Linked DNA regions of Homo sapiens: region 1 is linked to region 2. A link is a contact called in ENCODE POLR2A ChIA-PET data. All regions are on one chromosome and are shown on one strand. The core of a region is the stretch at or near the end of the contact, and the rest is flanking DNA. Distances in the headings are between cores, read along the strand shown. Region 1 holds the start of RIN2 (Ras and Rab interactor 2). Region 2 holds the start of DTD1-AS1 (DTD1 antisense RNA 1).

Region 1 (7,460 bases), core at 10-2,509, 1.1 Mb after region 2:
AGAACTGCGCCTGGCACCAGCAGGTGTTCAATTATTTATTTAATGGGTGACTTGGAGCAGAAACCGAAGTGCAGTGGACTGTTTTCCTGGGATCTGAGCTGATGATAAATGATAAATAAGTCTTGGGATTTTAGAAGGCAGGAATCACGAAAACCAACACCAATGAAATCCAAGTCTCCTCTGCTACTATCTGAAGTGGAACAGAACAGAAATAAGGTCTGTTTTCTTTCCGCTTCGCTGTTCTGTTTCTGTCCAAAACAACCGTCTCTCTGACACCTTCGAGGTGTCCCTTTGTCTCTTTGAGGTTCCCTCCGTGACACTGGCTACTTTGTAACTCTAACACTGTCAGCAATTAATTCCCAAAGGTGAGGTCCCCGTGGGAAGTGGGAAAACCCAGCGAATCACCAGGGACCCGCCTGATTCCGAAAAGGCTGGATGCTGGCTGGGAACCGGCCCCGCAGCTCCGGCGTCCCCGCCTGCCTGCGCGGCCTTCAGCTGGGGTTACGGAGGGCTCCCAGCGCCGATCCAAACCGCGTTCCAGGCGGGGTGGGCGGGCCCCTGGCCAGCGAGGCCGAAGCAAAACAACCCGCCCAGGCGTCCAGAGCGTATCCAACCCTGGAGAACCTGCCCCGGAACCAAGAGCCGCAGCCAGCTCAGGCCTCTCGAGTGGGGCCTTTCCAGCCCCTGCAACAGATCCCGGGATCTGTAGTTGGGCGGAGGGGCTCGTTATGGGAAAGGGGTGCGTGCGCGTTTGTGCTAAAACAAGAAAGGCAAGAATCTCCGAGAACAAAACTCTGGTCCTCGCCTGGCCGGGGACCGCAGAAGACAGGGGCGGCAGCGCCAAGGCGGGTCAGGGGCCGGTCCAGCCAAGTTTGCTCCGGCTTAGATAAACTTTCTGATGGCAGTTTTTCCTGGTTGCAGCCTGGGTTCCTTGTAACAGGGTAAGCGTAGCGGGTGGTTGTCAAGAGGGGCGGAGGCTGGCGGTTACAGGGAATGGAGGGATGGGCCGGACCTGGGGTCGCGCAGGCGCCTTGGTCGCTGCCTCCGATCCGATCACCCCCGCCCCATCTCCTCTGCGAGCTCAGGAAGGTGGCTGGGGGAGGGGGATGGCTCCCTACTGCCGAGGGACGGCCCGAGGCAAACACAAAGCCCTTCCCTCCCCTCCTCCTCTTTCCTCTCCTCTCCCCTCCCCTCCCCTCCTTTCTCCCCCTTCCTCCTCTTCCTCCTCCTCCTCTTGCTCCTCCCGGGCGGGGAAACCCAGCCCCGCGCTCGTCTTTGGGGCCACCGGTCGCCCCCGCCTCCGGGACCTGCGGGGAGGGCCCGCGAGAGGTAAGGGGCGGTGGCAGCGGAGACCCCACCCCCTGTGCCCGCACCTAGAGAGCCCGGAGAGGCTCCGGGCACGGGCGGGGCTCTCTGGGGTTCCAGACGTGGGTGCTGCTGTGCGCACTCTCTCCCTACTCCGGAGGGGACTTGAGGAAGACAGCCAGAGCGCGTCCTCGGGGATCGTGGGGAACGGAAGGGGGAAGGGGGATCAGGGAGTGGGGACAAGGGGCAGAGTGACATTCCGGAGCGCGAGGTGGCCGCTGGTCCCGGCAGGGTCACCGGGTGTCCTCAGCTGACCTGTGCGGGGCTGGGGTGAGGGACAGCTGGAGGGTGCAGGCACTATGGCTCGAGGTGCGGAGGTGCGGGTGTGCGTGCGTGTGCACCGGACGGAGTTTGGTAGGGACCTTTGAGGAGTTCTACCTGCAGGGCTGCCTGTGGGGTGTCAAGTGCTCCCTGCGCCTGAGCGCGCGGGTCAGACCCGGTGTCGCACAGCTTTGATCCCCAGCGCGGACCCCACTGGTGAGTCCAGCCAGTGTGCAGGGCAGATGCTCCGACCGGAGATTTCCTCCCCCGGGTGGAAAAGCAGGAGGGTTGTTGTGTCCGGGCAGGGGGCACTTGGGCTGTCGCGGTGATTGATGGCTGCGCAGCGGGCGGAGGAGGAGCCCCGGATTCCTGCCGGGAAGGGACGGGGCCACTTTCCCACTTTGAGGCCTCCCCGCCCCCTTCTGGGCTTGGCCTCCACCCTTGGCCTGGGCTCCCACCAGCTCGGCGTCCACCCACCGGCGGTGGCGCGCCCCTCGACCGCGCGGGGACAGCAGGATTTGCAGAAGTTCAGCTTGAAAGCCTATGATATGTTGCCAAGAAATACAGGGCAAGATCGGTCCCCTGGGCCCTGAGAGGCGCCTGTCTTCTCAGAGCTCTTAAATCCCTGGGGCTTTCCTAATTCCGCAGTGTAGCGGCACTTCCTTGCGCGGTTTTGGGCACATTGGGGTTTCTTAGGAACACGCTGTCATCGGTAAGGAAACATCAGAGTACTCTTCGACCAAAAGGACTGTAAATACTGAAGCAAAAAGAAACACTTGCTGGGAGTGCAAAGGGCTTACTGGGAAAAAAGAAACACACAGGGCAGCACTCCATCATTAAGATAAATAGTATTTTAATACAATCTTTTTAACAAAACCAAATTGAATGTAAAAAATTCATGATAAGCAAAAATCAACATTTTAAATACAGGTGGGTGTTGTTAGAACCCTGCTTCATAGGCCGGGTGCAGTGGCTTATGCCTGTAATCCCAGCACTTAGGGAGGCCAAGGCAGGCAGATCACTTGAGGTCAGGAGTTCAAGACCAGCCTGGCCAACAGGGTGAAACCCCATCTCTACTAAAAATACAAAAATTAGCTGGGCCTGAAGGCATGTGCCTGTGGTCCCAGCTACTCGGGAGGCTGAGGTGGGAGAATCACTTGAACCTGGGGGCAGAGGTTGCAGTAAGCCGACATTGTGCCACTCCACTCAGCCTGGGTGACAGAGTGAAACTCTGTCTAAAAAAAAAGAACCCTGCTTCATTGTTCAATGGGAACAGTCATATCCAGTCTCCCTCCCCCACCTCCCCATTTGTTTGTTCCCTTGCCTGGTGGTTTGAGAGTTGACAGTGGCATGCAACAGATTGAGCAACTCTGGCTTCAGATGTAGTCACGTTCACTGAATGCAGAGCTTTTATTAACTTTTTACCTAATTCAAATGTAGGAGGATATTGTCATAAGTGGATATAGAGGTGCTAATTTTCCTTTTTGCCTCAGGTTCCAATATTGCCTCTGGAATACTCATGCACTCCCGTGCTTTGGCACCTCCAGAGAGAGCATCACAGGCTAGGGATGGGTAGGGTCCCGGGACAGTGAAGGGCCCTTGCTTTTGGAACTTGGGAAGAAGGCTGTTGACAGGAGCTTTTGGGTTTGGAGACTTGCTCTCAGTAGTTGGAGGCTGGAGACACGGGGAAAACCAACCTGCTATCAAGACCTTTGTCTGGAAACATTCTCCTGCAGACAGTTCATCAGAGCAGAGGAGGAAACTGAAATAGCCCACACTTGACCTCTAGTGTAGGGCAGGTGGGAGGGAGCTTGACTCCCAGGATGGCTATGGCGTGTGCTTATTTAAAGATAACTTCGCAGCAGCACTCTTATCCCCACCCAAGGTGTCCTGCCATACACCTTATCCAAAGTCAAGGGTCACTACCCACTTCAGGACTTCCACTTTCCAGAAAGAACCTCCTTGCTTAGCTAAACCCTCTTCCTCTGCTTGGAGGACACAGATGAATCAGGTATCACAGATGAAACACAGGGTATGCTACCCTGAGAGGTCCATGCTCGTGTGACCCATTAATGGGAGGCCCATTCTTCACATACTCTCTGTATTATAGTGCTTTGACCTTGTGCCCAATTCCCCTTGTATATCCAACCTACCTAATGAACCTTCAAGAATCCTAATAGTTTCAGCAAGAAAGATTTCCCCGACCCTGTCCTCCTTTCCCCAGTAAGACACCCCCTCACTGCCACCAGAATTCCTTGTGTGTGTGTATGTGTATGTATCTCTTAAAGCAATACAGTGGACCTCACTTGCCCACTGTCTGTAAGCTTCCCAGGGTCCAAAACCAGGCCATAGCCCTTAAGACCTACCACTCAAGGAGGGGGTGTTGAATGAATGAATGAACAAAAGTGTCCCTTTGTCAAGGCATTTTGAGAAGTTGCACAGCAAGAAGTATACCCTCAGGACTGTAATGCCTCTGAAGAAAGCAGGTAACATTTTTGTAGCACATTATAAAATGGATTTACAAATAGTATCTCAGTCGTTTCTCACAACAGTAGTATTCATTGCATTTTGTAGGTGAGGAAATGAAAGCCTAAAATTAGTCTGTCATTCTGCCGCAGCACAGTGGACTTGCTAAAGGCGAACCTGCCCAGAGGCACACTCCATGCAGTGTATGTACAGAGCAGGATTCACCGAGTTGTGTTTTAGGATGCAGTTTTGCTAAACAATCACTAATGAGTTACAGTGATAAAATATGTTAGGGAAATGCTAATGTTGTCTGTTTTTTTATGGCAGGACTTTAAGGAGTCTTTATTGTTATACCATACATTGGGACTCTTTAGAATGACACCATAGTATGGGATGCTTGCCAACTTTATTTGGCCACAGAACACTCTTTCTCATGAAGTATCTTCTGGATCCAGTGTTCCAAGGAATTCACCTAGGGAATTGTTTAGTTCTCCCAAAATCTTATAATGTCTAGGCCAACTTCCAAGGAATGTTGATTCCATCTAATATGTGGTATTTTGGATAGTAAAAATGTATATTCTGGACACTAGAAAAGCATAATAATCCACCCTTGTCAATTTAGAGTGGATTGTTGATCTGTGTATCCAATTAACTCAAGTAGCTTCCATGCATCCGATTAATATGAATAGGTTCTTTGGGTTTGATCAGATATGATCTGAGGGAACCCCAGCCTCTGGAGAGCACTGCCTTTTTGCTGCCCAGAAGCCTTCAGATTTCAACCAGCCTTTCCAACTCTGAGAATCCCCTCAAACGCAGCTCTGTAGATGGGGTGGCAACTTCAGGGTTCTTGTCCTGAGATCACTATTTCATCTTGGCTAGTTACATCCATTGAGTGAGAAAGTACACCTGCTCAGTGAATTTTCTGTTCTCTCATTCCTCTCTCCTTGGGTGCTGGCCAAGTGAATTCTCTAGGGTGTCTAAGTGTGTGTGGACATTTGCTTATGAAAAGTAAGTAAATGTCACTCTCTGGGTGTCTCAGACCTGGAACAGAAGCCTGCTAACAGCAATCCCTCCTCATAGGAGCTGCAGCCCCCGTTCACAAGCAACCATTGTTTGAAATCAGGTATTTTTAAATCAGAGTTTGCCTTCAATCTACTGTTAGAGCACCTTCCACAGACCAGTAACCTCAGCTATTGAGGCTTTATTGCAATTAAGGAGACAAAGTGAGGAAGTTGGAGTTAGAATTTCAGGGACTCAAAGGAGAATTGTGGGCTAGTGGAGGAGCCTTCGGAAAGTGATCAAAGAGGCACAGCTGTGCAAATTTAACATTCATCTGCAGACATTTCTAGGTCTCCAATGCTGAGCAAATATATCTCAAGATTTGTTTCGTAGATTTTTCGAAAGCACAAAAAGTAACAATTCTCATTTAGAGATATGTATTAAACAGGGTGGTGTCACAGAAGTCAAGGGAAGGAGTGTTTTGAGAAAAATGGACCTATCAGATGGGGCGGGATGGGGAGTGACAAGGGGAGTTGAAGAAGATGACTAGAAGGCTGATGGGTCATTAGCCAAGCCGTGGAGTTCAAGTGTGTGTGTGAGCATGCACATGTCATCGTGCTGTGCGAACAAGGGAGAAGGTAGGGAAGAAACACTGAATGTGATTTATTTTATTTATTTATTTATTTATTTAGAGATAGAGTTTCGCTCTTGTTGCCCAGGCTGGAGTGCAGTGGTGCGATCTCGGCTCACTACAACCTCCACCTCCCGGAGTCAAGCGATTCTCCTGCCTCAGCCTCCTGAATAGCTGGGATTACAGGTGCCCGCCACCACACCTGGCTAATTTTTTGTATTTTTAGTAGAGATGGGGTTTCATGATGTTGGCCAGGCTGGTCTCGAACTCCTGACCTCGGGTAATCCACCCACCTTGGCCTCCCAAAATGCAGCAATTACAGGCGTGTGCCACCATGCACAGGCCTAAATGTGATTTTTAACCTGTTGAGTTTAAAAGTCCTGGCCAGGTGCAGTGGCTCATGCCTGTAATCCTAGCACTATGGGAGGCTGAGGTGGGCAGATCACTTGAGGTTAGGAGTTCAAGGCCAGCCTGACCAACATGGTGAAACCCTGTCTCTACTAAAAATACCAAAAAAATTAGCTGGGCCTGGTGGCAGGCCCCTGTAGTCCTCGCTACTTCAGAGGCTAAGGCAGGAGAATCCCCTGAACCCGGGAGGCAGAGGTTGCAGTGAGCCAGGATCACTCCATTGCACTCCAGCCTGGGTGACAGAGCAAGACTCTGTCTCTAAATAAATAAATAAATAAATAAGATATATATGTATATCAGCACAGAGAAGTGTGGAATGTCAGCTGAAAGTGTGAATAGAACCACACAAGTGAATACAGCCGCTAGCAAAACCACTCAATAGCATAATCACATAATGAATGAGTGAATGAATGAATGAATGATTAAATGACACTGTTTTTTGTAGCAGAAACTGTTTTTAAACTCACTAATAGTTAGGTGAAAGTTTAAACACAGTCATTTTGTGAAAGAGTCTAAGAAAATAAAATTGAATTTTTTAACGCTGTGGGTATTCCAGCCTGTGTGAGATGTCTTATTCTGGTCAAAAAGCTTTGGTTGTAAGAACCTCCATTACTAACGTTGAATGATGCTCCATGATTGAGAGCCCCTGATTCAGTTTGATGTAGGAATGGTTATAAAGGTATGCTGGTTTGTTTTAAAAACCATCCTAAGAGTGATTTAAAAGACGTTGCTGGACTTTATAGTATCCAAATGAGAAACGGATTCGGGAGGTGTTCTAATTCCTACTATGAGTGTATATCTCATTTTTATTTGATGATACCATCTGGCCAAGTGATAGTACATGGAGTATTAATACATAACCCCCCACTTGCTTAAAATTCTCAAAATTTGAGTCATTTCAAAAATCAGATTTGGAAACATTTGTATTTTTAATGAGTGAAGTCTTTTTTTAAGTAAGTTAATCCAATAAATTGGATAAAGAGACTTTTTGTTTTTTATGTACCTGATTTTATTTGGTAGATCAGGAATTCAAAATTTAAAAAAAGCTAGATTAAATAGTTAGCTAGATGAACTTTAGTTATTAAAGAAATTGTTACCGATTTTTCCCAAATACTGAACTCCCCCATTGCATTTTAACTATGGCTCGATTACAAGAATACTTTTAAAACATGAATGGAAGCAGACATCTGTCCTGTGTGGTAACTGAGGGCAGCTGTGCATGGAAACCTTTGAGTCTCGGAAAGTCAGCCAGGATCCCACACCAGGGGAAGTTGAGTGCTGAGACCAGTCACCTCGTCTATGCAGGACCTAGCAGTCCTGGGTGTGTCTG
Region 2 (7,024 bases), core at 17-2,516:
TAGAGTATTCCTTAAACAAAATGCTTGGGATCAGAAGTGTTTTGGATTTTTTAAGATTTTGGAATATTTGCATTATACTTATTGGTTGAGCATCCCTAATAGAAACATTCAAAATCCAAAATTCTCCAGTGAAATTCACTTTGAGTACAACCTTTCAGGATCGTGTCTGTTCTCAAAAAATTTTGGGTTTTGGAAGATTTTGGATTTCAGATTTTTGGAGTGTGGATATTCAACTCACATATTTTTTGTTTGTTTGTTTTTGAGACAGAGTCTCGCTCTTTCGCCCAGGCCGGAGTGCAGTGGCGCTATCTCGGCTCACTGCAAGCTCCGCCTCTTAGGTTCACGCCATTCTCCTGCCTCAGCCTCTCGAGTAGCTGGGACTACAGGCGCCTGTCACCGCGCCTGGCTAATTTTTTGTATTTTTAGTAGAGACGGGGTTTCACTGCGTTAGCCAGGATGGTCTCAATCTCTCAACTCATATAATTTTTATGTTTGCATGCTATTTATTAAATCAGTCTACCATAACTTTACTCTTGGACATCTAGATTAATTTTTCACAATTATAAGTAGTATGCAAGTGATCATCTTTATTCTGATAATACTTTTCTTTGACTGAAGAGAAATTCCAAGAAATGGGTATGAACACCTTTGTATGAGCAAATCAGTAAAACTTTAGCAAATCACACATTTTTACTATTCTGATAAGCTTTTCTAGGATCTGCTGATGTATATGTTTTTAACAATAATTACATAGTTCAGTTCTGTATTATTAACTTGAAATGATCTTAAATTTTTATCACAGAAAATATTAAACACATGTACACTGGGCAATAGAGTCTGTCGAACCCCTATGTGTCCAGCATCAGTGGACACCCAGGATGGCAGCTCTGATTTTGTCAACCCTTTAACATCTTCTATTACTTTGAAGCAAATCTCAGTGTTATTTCATCTATACATATTCAGTGATTTATTTTTTTAACCTCTACATTTACATCCAAAGTCCTTACCTTGTCTTTCTAGCTGCATAACCCACATGCGTTAAGCATCCCCTGTGGACAGTGGGAAACCATTGACTGTTTCCGAGCAGAGGAAGGATAAAGTGGTGAGAACTGTACTTTGTAGAATGAACTTGTTAGCTGTCTGCAGGATGCTTGATGTGGAAACACCTGGAAGTGAGGAGCTGGTCATCCATGTCCAGCCCTCCAGCTGTGATGCTGCTGCTCAGCTCATTCCCATTCCCTCCTCCCGCTCCCTGCCTGCATCTGTCTCCTTACCCTCTTATGAATAGTTGGTGACTGAGCCCTGCCATGGCTGAAAGTCACAGTCAAATAGAATTCTCAGTTAAAAGTTCCTTAAACAATAGGAACATTTGATTTTCTTTCATGAGTTCCGAGGCCCGAGCCCAGGGACTCCAGGGCTGGTTACTTTGGCAGCTCCCAGGTGCTGGGGTTCTGTTTTCCTCTCTGTCCTCTACCTCATCTCCTCTTGGTTACAAAATGGCTGCCACAGCAGTGCCCTTACACCCTCCACGTCTGTGTCCAAGGCAGGCCAGAGGGTTGGTGTTTCCTATGTCCTCTGGGCAGAGCTGGGTTACTGTCCAGCAGGTCACCAGGGAGTTTGGGAAAGTGGATTTGTGGCATTTTCACACTCTGGAGTGGAGTTGCAGCAGGAGAGGAAGGCTATTAGGTCAAGAGAGCCTGCCTTAGGGGCTCTTATTTAATAGCCTGTTTTACATGTGAAAAAGCTTTAGTCTCTAAAAGCTTTCTCCAAAACCACAGGTAGGCCATGGCAGAATGAAGCCTCCAACCCAGGTTTTCCCACCTGAGGCAGCGGTGTTCTTTTCCCCATCTGTCACCTTGAGTCTCTGTGCAGGAGGCTTGGGTGGAGCAAATAGAGGCCTGGAAATGGGTCAGCAGTAGGAACAGAGAAGGCCAGAGAAGTGGGAGATGTGGAGAAGGACCCTGAGGTGACAGCAAGCCTTGAACAGGCTAACAGGGACATGGGCAGGGGCAGCTTTGGGGTTTTCGCGTGATGCCAGCAGGACAGTCATGGGGAGGTCCGGCCTTCAAGTTTCTGTCAGATCTCCCGCGTTGAGGCAAGTCATCTGTTAGAGGTGGTCATCAGGGAGGATGGAGCCCAGCTTGTGTGGGGATGGCTATAAAGTGGAAGAGGAGCCAGGGAAGTACCTCAGTTTGGAAGCCTAGTGGGAGAGACTTTCTAGAAGGGCAGCTCCATGCTGTCTCACTGTAAGAGGCTGAGGAGGTGAGCATTTGGAAAGTACCATTGGGCTTGCTGGCCACACAGTCAAGAGTGATCATGTGTGTGTTTGTGTGTGTGTACGTGTGTGTACACATATGTATCTTAAACTTACTTTGAAATAATTCCAGACTTAATGAAGTTGCAAAAATAGACCAGAAGAGTTCTCATATTCCTTTTACCCAGCTTCCCGAAGTGTTAATGTTAATGATCTCACATATCTGTAGTAGTGATCAAAACCAGCAAGTTACTGTTGGTAACATAGCATTAACTAATAATGAATCTGCAGGCCTTATTTGAATATTGCCATTGTCCCACTGGGTCCAGAATCCAATCTAGAATCCCATGTTCATTTAGGTGTGTCTCAGCCTCCTCCAGTCTTACGATCTTGATACTTCTGAAGACACAGGCCAGTTATTTTTTAGAATGTCCCTTAGTTTGGGAATTTGATGTCCTTGGTGTGCCATGTCAGGGCACATGGTATTGATGTGTCTCATGACTACTGATGCTGACCTTGATCACTCACTTGGTCAAGATGGTATCAGTCAGGTTTCTCTGCTGGAAAGTTACTATTTGTTTGTTTCTCAAGAGAACATTTCTTAAATGGACTTCTTAAAACACAGGTTCTTTTTAGTGGCTCATCATTTGACTGTCTTCAGTAGCCTCTGTTGATGTTTTTAAAAATCAAAAGAACATCCACTTGGTTAGAAAATTCAAAGACGGAAGATTATTAAAAAATAAAATTCTCCTCATTGTATATCCTCCTGAAAAATTTCCTGTGCAAATAGTGGTGACCTTTTTTTTTTTTTAATTTTTGATTTTTAAAATTTCAATAGCTTTTGGGATACAAGTGGGATTTTTTTTGTTATGTGGATGAATTACATAGTGGTGAATTCTGAGATCTTAGTGTACCCGTCACCCGAGTGGTGTACATGGTACTCAATATGTACTTGTTTATTCCACACCTTCCACACCCACAGTGACCCTTTTGACGTGGCGTCAGTGGCATGGTGGAGGTGGCAGTCAGGGCTTCAGTGGACTGAGATTCGATTGGAGGGTGTCTGGGGAAGTGAAGACTTGGACTAAGGTTCCTGGAACTTGAGGGTGTAGCAAAGGCTCAGAGGAAGGGGGACCTTGGGAGGAAGGAAGGCTTTTCACAGGACAGGGTTGCGTGGAGACTGGCTGTAAAATTACTTTATGTACAAAGGACTACAGATGAGAGGTGGCATCAGAGTAGCGCCTGACTCTGTGAGGTGAAAAAGCTACTGCTGTTTTCCCATAGTGTTTTTGGAATATTTTTCACAATGGTCAGTACATACTAAAGCACATGTTAACTGATTTTTCATTTATTACAAAATGACAGGGTGCTGGATTCTCTCATTAGGGATGGTGAGCCCCAGAGAGTTGTTGTTTATGGGGGCATTGGCAGGGTTCTGTTCCCACACATTCAGGCCAGAGATTTGGTACCCCTGCCTGGTGCTTTGCACAAGAACCTAGCATTGTCTGTGGGTGGGCACTCTGGGCCACAGAGACACAGGTAGCTGGAGGGCAGTTTTACAGCTGGAGAGAAAACATGTTACCTAACGGACTTGGTTTAATGAACTCCTGATGAAAGAGATGTACTAACAAGCACCCCAATAAGGGGGGCATATAGCAAATGTCTTTTAGAAATAATAGAAATGGTCTTCTTTAAGTAGGGTAGTTCCTAATGATTCATTACGTCCTTTGCCAGACCCTGGCCATATGTTTTGAACTTGTTAGGTCTTCTCAACAATAGAATTTTTGCATTATGCCTTTTCTTCCTCCTGTGCAATCTTGTGGGCAGGTAGGAGCAACAGAATGCGGGTGGTGTGGAGGACAAGGGACATCCCAGAGCCCTTGGTTCTATTGCACTATGTGAGCTGAATGCACCCAGGGAGTCTGTCTGGCCTTTCAGTGTCGGGGAGAGCAGTAGGATGGGACCACGTGGGACATAGGCCTGACACACAGGTCATCACTTAGAAATGAGCACTGGACTTGCCCCAGTGCCTGGGATGCAGTAGGCTTTCAGTAAATACTAACTGACACATGAATGTTCTGTGTGCTTGCTTTGGCTTCTCCTTTTAAAGAATCACCTAATAATTCTTTAAGTCTCTCGAATTGCCGATTTGTCCTTCTGTCAGATAAAATGCATGAAGTAAGCTGATGATTCTGAATAGGAACAGAATACGTTCTTGGTTGATTTAAAGTATAATTTAGAGTTTTTCATTTTGCTTAGAGCTAATATACAGTGCGATGCCTGAGGTCCATTGTAAAATCTTGCTATGTAACCTAATCATTGTTGACAGGAGAAATTTGTCTACAATCATTTTAATCTGTTGCATAATAAATATTTAGAGAGTCTCTTATTCACTTCCATTTTAGACAAAGCGTCTATTTGTACATCCTTCAAAATGGTCAAAGATGAAAGGGAAGATCCTTTTATTGGTCCCTCAGGCCAAGACAGAGGGAAGGACTGATAATCTTTTCAAACCAAGAAAGATTTTGGTTTCCATTCCAACATCCCTGAGTAATCCACAACTGTGTATGGTACTCCCGCCCCCTTCCCTCCATCTCTGTAATAAACTCTTCTTCCTTAATTTTAATTTTCTTGACAATTGAACCCTTCAGTTGGGTGCTATTTGGCTTTATCCTTGTTTTAAATTTCCCCTTTTCTCATTTCCCAGACTGGGCAGTTGTTGAGTCCAGAATTAACTGGGGAAGTTGGCTAATTTAGCAAGGGCTATAGAATAAAGATCTAGATTAGATGCAGGCTAGAAAAGCCAGGCTGGAGTACATACTAGAGACCGCAGAGACATTGATCTACTGCAGATCAGATTTAACTCCTCAGTAATATCAGGTGTTGTGGCTGCCAACACAGTGACCAGGAGCAGGTTGGTCTTTGATGTCTCTGTGTCAGCACCTGAGGCAGGGATACTGAAGAGAACATGCCTGCCATATAGGATAGGAATCTGGTCACAAAGGTATCACTAGTTCTGTTGGAGTAGAAATCACATCTGGAATGAGGCAAAAAAAAAAAAAAAAAAGGAACTGTCTACAAAAATTTTAAAAGAATTGGCAAACTAATGTTTTTCTTAGCAGATGTGCCTTTGCCATATTCCTAAGGTTTCCCTCCCTGTCAGTCATGCGTCCTGTTTTATGAGACCCATTTCTCCTGGGGCCTCTGACTGGGCCGCTGCCTGGACCTGCCCTCTGGGCTGCTGCCATCCAGCAGGAGTCCATAGCTTCCTTTCACTGTCCTGCTGGGTGGGTCAGCTTTGTGGATCCTCCCACCCCCGTCTTCATCTTTCTTGGGTTTCTTTTTTATTTGTGCTGAAGTCTATTTTCAATAATTTTTTTCCCTAGAAGAATGTTCAGAATGTAAATCTTCTGCCTTTTAAAAAATAAATCTGAAAATGTCCCTATAGTCCTTACACTTGACTGTTAGTTTATATGGATGTAGAATTCTAGGTTCAAAATTCTTTGCTTCAGAATTCTGAAGGCCATGGTTCTGCTTCTGGTGTTTCTATGAGGACTATTTACTGACCATATTCTCACCCTTGGATGGGAGCTTTTCTTTTTTCCTTCTGGGTCGTGTGGAGACCTGTCTTGATCTTGGTGTCCTCAAACTTCATGAAGATGTGTCCCATTTTCATCCTTTCTGGTAATCTAGGTTTCTTAAATCTAAATTCCCTTGCCTTTTCTTTAGCTTGAGGAAGCTCTCTTCTTCTATTATTGCTATTTTCAATATTTTCTCACCATTTATTTTTCTCTTCTCTCTTTCTGGAAAGCCTAGAGACCAGTTGATAATCCTCCCAGGTTGTCATTTTTCTTAAACTTTCTCGGTATTTTCCATTCTTTTTCCATTTGTTTTTTTAACCCCATGGGGCAATTATTAAACTTGAAATTATTAATCTCCCAACCTTTCTACTAAGTTTTTAATTTTGGCAAGCAATTTTTAATATCCATGAACTCATTTTTTATCATAATTTCTGCTTTTTCATAGTATTCAGTTTTTTTTTTTGTTTCTGTTTTCTTATTTTGTTTTTAGGGGTATTATGTTTTCTTGATGTTCTCTGAAGATACATACTAACTGAACTTTTAAAATACTCATTTCTGTTTGCTGAAGTAGCTTTTTTCCCAGAGTCAGTTCTGTTTATTCTACTCAGTTTTTTCTTTTGAGCTCTAGATGTGCCCCCACATATCTCGATGTCTTTGGCTGTCTGTTCATATTAAGAACACTGGCCAGGGTAGATTAACATAAGTAATCATAAGTAGTTGGTAGCTTTTTTTTTTTTTTTTTGAGACGGAGTCTCGCTCTGTCACCTAGGCTAGAGTGCAGTGGCGCAATCTTGGCTCACTGCAAGCTCCGCCTCTGGGGTTCACGCCATTCTCCTGCTTCAGCCTCCTGAGTAGCTGGGACTACAGGTGCCTGCCACCACGCCTGGCTAATTTTTTGTAGTTTTAGTAGAGACGGGGTTTCACCATGTTAGCCAGGATGGTCTCGATCTCCTGAGCTCGTGATCCTCCCACCTCGGCCTCCCAAAGTGCTGGGATTACAGGTGTGAGCCACCACGCCCAGCCAGTAGTTCGTAGCTTTACAGGCAGGTCATTTGGTCTCCAGTGAGCCTCCTGAGCAGGAGGGTAGCTGGGCATTCAGTGTATGTGCTTACATGGGCAGAAACCTTAGAAAAATGGCACAGGAACTCCAATGGACTCAGGTTCAAAAGGGTGTGTGCAAGGGGTGGGG

The links. ChIA-PET counts read pairs that join two places held with the same protein, here RNA polymerase II (POLR2A).
Region 1: POLR2A ChIA-PET joins it to region 2 with 18 read pairs in Panc1. The contact joins the promoter of RIN2 here to the promoter of DTD1-AS1 in region 2. POLR2A ChIA-PET finds 5 or more read pairs at or near these places in 2 of 52 experiments (IMR-90 and Panc1).

The regions. Positions count from the first base shown.
Region 1 is chr20:19,756,999-19,764,458 of GRCh38, forward strand. RIN2 (Ras and Rab interactor 2) reads left to right here and starts at 1,260. Exons shown (of 13, transcript NM_018993.4): 1 at 1,260-1,329. RefSeq lists an enhancer at 1,649-2,223.
Region 2 is chr20:18,697,442-18,704,465 of GRCh38, forward strand. DTD1-AS1 (DTD1 antisense RNA 1) reads right to left here and starts at 1,267. Exons shown (of 4, transcript NR_109955.1): 1 at 1,008-1,267. All of the region lies in intron 4 of DTD1 (D-aminoacyl-tRNA deacylase 1), which reads left to right. RefSeq lists a silencer at 2,204-2,351.